Regions from separate parts of the Homo sapiens genome. Here region 2 is linked to region 1. A link is an interaction called in ENCODE POLR2A ChIA-PET data of the cell type or tissue named here. Cell type or tissue: A673. All regions are shown on one strand. Each heading gives the region's core, and the rest is flanking DNA. Links, peaks and the distances in the headings are about the cores only.

The links. ChIA-PET counts read pairs that join two places held together with the same protein. Peaks named below come from ENCODE experiments on the same cell type or tissue, not always from the same donor. Only the 100,000 strongest peaks of a DNase experiment are listed, where the experiment ranks them.
Region 2: POLR2A ChIA-PET joins it to region 1 with 8 read pairs; 2 of 35 experiments call an interaction of 5 or more read pairs at or near these places.

Annotation. Positions count from the first base shown.
Region 1 is chr11:77,669,714-77,672,635 of GRCh38, reverse strand. RSF1 (remodeling and spacing factor 1) reads left to right here. Exons shown (of 16, transcript NM_016578.4): 15 at 406-594. Among named protein-coding and RNA genes, the nearest start is that of CLNS1A, 33 kb to the right of the region's middle. In A673, for the core only: no CTCF peak of the experiment used is centred there; no DNase peak of the experiment used is centred there.
Region 2 is chr11:77,243,062-77,245,983 of GRCh38, reverse strand. GDPD4 (glycerophosphodiester phosphodiesterase domain containing 4) reads left to right here. Exons shown (of 17, transcript NM_182833.3): 12 at 482-703; 13 at 2,136-2,290. Among named protein-coding and RNA genes, the nearest start is that of GDPD4, 57 kb to the left of the region's middle. In A673, for the core only: no CTCF peak of the experiment used is centred there; a DNase peak (open chromatin) is centred at 1,223.

The DNA of each region.
Region 1 (2,922 bases), core at 133-2,632:
TATTGTGAGGTTTGGCATTAAAAACCTGCACAGATTGAGTCATTTTTTTTTTTTTTAAGGGAGACTTAAAGGCCAGGCATGTGGTAATCTCAACACTTTGGTAGGTAGCCAGGAGTGGTAGTGCATATGCCTGTGATCCTAGCTTTAGCTACTGGGGCAGCTGAGGCCAAAGGATCTCTTGAGCCCAGGAGGTTGAGGCTGTAGTGAGTCATGTTCATGCCACTGCACTCCAGCCTGTGTGATAGTGAGATACTCTCTCAAATAAAATGAGACTCATAAAAGTTACTGTTCACTTAAAAATATTTATGACTGAACTCTGCTTGGTAGCTTTTCATTTTTATAACCTAAGCTACATTTCTAAATAGACTTAAATTTTGTACTTTGTTCTTCCTTTTTTTAAAATAGAAAGTGACTTCAGTGATGATTTTAGTGATGATTTTGTAGAAACTCGGCGAAGGCGGTCAAGGAGAAATCAGAAAAGACAAATTAACTACAAAGAAGACTCAGAAAGTGACGGTTCCCAGAAGAGTTTGCGACGTGGTAAAGAAATAAGGCGAGTACACAAGCGAAGACTTTCCAGCTCAGAGAGTGAAGGTAAGGCATAGGTCTCCTATATATAGAAGTTTGGACAGGGCAAAATAGACATTATAAAGTGAACTCAGGATTGTGATTCTGTACCATTCTTTGAAACTCATATAACCAGGCCAGGCATGGTGGCTCACGCCTGTAATCCCGGCAGTTTGGGAGGCCAGGGCATGCAGATCACTTGAGGCCAGGAGTTCAAGACCAGCCTGTCCAACATGGTGAGACCTTGTCTCTACTAAAAATAAAAAAATTAGCCTGTGTGGTGATACGCGCCTGTAATCTTAGCTACTCAGGAGGTTGAGGCAGGAGAATTGCTTGAACCTGGGAGGCGGAGATTGCAGTGAGCCAAGGTTGTGCCACTGCACTCCACCCTGGGTGACAGAGCAAGACTGTGTCTCAAAAAAAAAAAAAAAAAATCCATATAACCAGTAGTATCTTTGAGATAAAACCTATAATCTTGTGCCTACCATAGTTTAAATAAAAGATACTCGATAAGAGGCTAATTTTTAAGATCTCCATTGTAATTTAAATTTTCATTGAAACTAGAAAAGTCTCAGAAAATTGTGATCTGATCAAGATTATTCTACTTCTTTTTCTTACTCCCTTATTCATGGCCCTCATTTTGAAATAACCTCTTATGTCCTTAATAGCTAAAAGGTTTCAAATAAAAGTGCCTACTGTCTCTTTCACCTTGACTATGATTTCAGTTGGAAACCGAAATCATTATTTCCTAATAGCTATAACTGTGCCCCCTACCAGTAGTACAAGACAAGCTCTAAAATATGAATTTCTTACATCCATTTAGTCTTTTTTGTTTTACTTAAATTATATATATATAGTGTATATATATATACACACATATATACATATAAATATATATATATATATATATATATATATATATATATATATTTTTTTTTTTTTTTTTTTTTTTTTTTTTTTTTGGTGACAGAGTCTTACTCTGTCACCCAGGCTGGAGTGCAGTGGTGTGATCTTGGCTCACTGCAACCTCCGCCTCCCAAGTTCAAACGATTCTCCTGGCTCAGCCTCCCAATAGCTAGGATTTTAGGCATGTGCCACCAAGCCTGGCTAATTTTTGTATTTTTAGTAGAGATGGGGTTTCACCATGTTGGCCAAGCTAGTCTCGAACTCCTGACCTCAGGTTATCCGCCCACCTTGGCCTCCCAAAGTGCTGGGATTACAGGCGTGAGCCACCGCGCCCGGCTTTATGGCCTGTTTTGAAGATTGTTTTGCTTTCATAGATTAAACATGAATTTAAGTTTGAGCCCAAGACAAAAGAGAAAGGGAAAAAAAATGTTTGGATGTGGGATGCTAAAGAAGGGAAGTGAACATCTTTTTCGAATGTGTACTTACCTTCATGTGTCACAGAAACAAACATAAATTGCATTAGTTAAGCCATTAAATATGAATATTTATTAAGCTAGGCCCTATTCCAAGCACTGGAATATAACAGCAAACAAAATAGCTCTTATGAAACTCTTATTTTAGTTGGGAAGAAGGTGACAATAAACAAGATAGATAAGTAGAATATATGATATATTAGAAATGAGTGCTTTGGAAAAAAATAAAGGAGAAAAGGGGGTTGGGAAAGTAGTTGAATTTCAGATAATATACTAAGGAAATCCTCACTAAGAAAACATTTGAGTGAAGACCTGAAAGAAATGTTGTGTGTGAGTCATGCACTTATCTAAAAGAAGAATGATACAGGCAGATGGAACAATAAATATGAAGGCCTTGAGGTATGTTTGTGCTTGTCATGTTCAGCAAACAGAAGGGAGTGCAGGGTTGTTGGAGCAGAATGAGTGAAGGCAGACATAATGAGATGAAGCAAAGAAGTCAGTGGGGGCCAGTCAGCAAACGAGAGCCCACCTGCTTACATAAATAAAAAAGCAAGGTTTTTGTTTTTGTTTTTGAGACAGGGTCTCACCCTGGCTGGCGTGCAGTGGCACAATCACAGCTCACCATAGCCTCAATCTGCTGTGCTCAAGCAGTCCACCTGCCTCAGCCTCCCAAGTGGCTAGAAGTGGCATAAGCCACCACACTGCTAATTTTTAAATTTATTTTATAGAGATGAGATCTTGCAGTGTTGCCCTGGCTGACCTTAAACTCCTGGCCTCAAGTGATCCCCCCTACCTTGGCCTCCCACAGTGTTAGGATTACAGGTGTAAGCCACTGCACCCTGCCCTGTAATACAGTTTTTACTGGAAGATTACCATACCAATTTGTTTACATATTGTCTGTTGCCTGCTTTCTCAAAAAGCTGAGTTGTTGTGACTGAGACTATAGGGCCTGCCTCTTACATAAAAAATGTGCTAA
Region 2 (2,922 bases), core at 222-2,721, 430 kb after region 1:
AGGAAAGCTTCATGAGGGAAATAGCATTTGAAGGGTAGGATTTTAACAAGTGGATATGGCAAGGAAGTCAAGGGAGGGGTAGAGCTGGTATTAAATTCAGTTGAAGCCAAAGCATGTGTTCTTCCTATTACACAAAACTAGAATAGCGGGAGCCCATGTAGGAAGCCAGCGTGACTGAAAAGGGATGTATTATCTTGACTTATGGGAGAGAAGGCTGGAAAGGAAGGTCAGGATAAGAACATGACCTTCAGTGCAAATACAACAGGTTGTAGGATATAGAAGAGACCATTCCAAACACTGTAATTATTGATGATGATTACATTTTATTTCTCTCCTTGTCACCTGTTTTCTAGGATTAGTACTTCAGAGGGCCTGATGGATTGAATGATAATGGAGCAACTGAGGTAGAGCTGGATGTGTGGCTACATAGTAGGAGAACTGGAAAGTGCTTTTATGTATTTTTTGATGTATTTGTTTCTAGCTCAGGCCATTTTACAATATGAAACCTCTATCAGAGGCAGATAAAGAAAGAGCAAGAAATCAGTCAATTCCAACACTAGCTGATTTATTGACACTTGCAGAGAAGGAAAGAAAATTTGTGATATTTGATCTTCATCGCCCTCCACCAAAACATCCTCTCAGACACACATTTGTCCGCCAAGTAGTAAGCGTGATCCTTGCCTCTAAAATCGAGCAACATCTGGTAAGTCTATCTCAGTATTTATGACATAGGTTGGGAGGTGGGTAGCATGTCCTAGGAGCACAGTAGTTGAACTTGACCTACCTTGTACATCTACCCTGGGATCCTTAAGTAATTTTACTTCCTATGGAAATGAAGATTGTTACTTATACAGCTACATGTGGTAATCTAGGAATGACCCAGTTAAATTTATCTCAGTGGGGAAAATCATTGAGGCTGTTTGCTATTCCAAACCAAATGAAATGTCAGCACCCTGTTAAAGAGGAATATGTGTAATAACTATCTAATGTGACCTGCACCACACCAACATAGATCCATTAGAAAGAGCCTGGGTAACATTAAGGCTTTGAAGACTTGGCATGATGAATGATATAGAAAGGAGAGCTGGTTCTTATTTGAGCAGAGATTTGCTCGTAATGTTTTTCAGAAGCAACTCTGCATTTGGGCAGTCAGTTGTTCCAAATCCCATAAATTCTCAGAATATGGGAGTGCTGTGAGTGAAACAATTATAAGTCTTTTTACAAATGGAAGTATTTCATAGATGAGTCATAATAGCATCTCTGTTGGCAGGAAATGACTCCTCTCAAAGATGATTTTTTTTAAATAAAATAGAAGCAGGGCCTCCCTATGTTGCCCAGGCCTGTCTCAAACTCTTGGGCTCAAGGGATCCTCTTGCCTCGGCCTTCCAAAGTGCTAAGAATACAGGCATGAGCCACCACACCCAGCCTCAAAGATGATTTTTAACATCATTAACCAGAAAGATGTTTTTGATTCTCACTATTCACCCATATCTATCAACTAATCTACTTTGCTTGTATGAGTCTTTGTGTACACAGTAGGCCCTTGACACTTGATGTTAACTGGTAAATGGAGAGGTCATGAGAAAACTCAGCTCCAGAGTAGCCCTAGTGAAAGCCCCATTATAAGAGTTCATTAGAAGATACTAGCCCAGGGCTGGGCGCGGTGGCTCACGCCTGTAATCCCAGCACTTGGGAGGCCGAGGCGGGCGGATCATGAGGTCAGGAGATCGAGACCATCCTGGCTAATACGGTGGAACACCATCTCTACTAAAAATACAAAATACAATAAAAATACAAAAAATTAGCCGGGTGTGGTAGCGGGCGCCTGTAGTCCCAGCTACTTGGGAGGCTGAGGCAGGAGAATGGTATGAACCCGGGTGGCGGAGCTTACAGTGAGCCAAGATTGTGCCACTGCACTCCAGCCTGGGCGACAGAGCGAGACTCCATCTCAAAAACAAAACAAAACAAAGAAAATACTAGCCCATGTTGACTCTTTCACCAAGGACTAGACTCTCTCTCTCTACTCTCTGTAGAATACTACCTGTGCTGGAATGGAGCTCCCTCCATTCTCTATGGGGCTGTTCGTACCTGGATAGCTGATTATCTACTGAGGGACTTCTTGTTTCTCCTTAGAGATTTTTTGGTTGCCAGCTCATGATAGGCAATACGTCAGGTCCGTGGCTCCTGGTTTTCAGCATGTGGGCCGTTTAGTATCCATTGAAACCCTTGCTAAAAACAATATCAGTATAATAAATGTTGACTACAAGAAGTTGTTCCCTAATGGGTTAAGGTAAGTGTTTGACCACACCTCTCTTGGCACATATTGCCTTACTTACACAAAATACACATTCTAATTAAACTTCTTAACTTCCCCTTTCCATCTCGGAATTTCTGTGTGTGGTTATCTCCTTTGAATCTCCTTTCTTTTTCCTACCCCTTCCTCCCTCCCTCCCTCCCTCCCTCCCTGTGCCAACAAACATTTATCAAGTGTTGACTGTGTCCCTGGAACATAGACTTTAGCCTCTGCTGTGTACTCTAATCTTTCACCATTCAGTACACTTTTTTGTATGCTTGGCATTTCTGTTCTTATATAAAAGGTGGACGTTGAAAAGTCAGAACTCAAAACGTTTATTTCCTCCTACCATTACCAGATGGATGGCAGTACCTTGTAAATGGCTTTGTGATCCAGATAGCCATATTTCTGGAACGGATAATTAAGAATATAACAAAACTATTATTTAAAAAATGTAAAAATAGCTGAGCATGAGAAGAAACTAAAATTATTAACCACTGTATTTATAAATATACAATTAGAGACAAATTTTCAGAATTAAAAGCACCTGGGAATAAAATAACTTTTCCAAACTTAACTATTATTAAACATGCTTAATTTAATCCATATCCCCTTTGTCTTAGATTTAA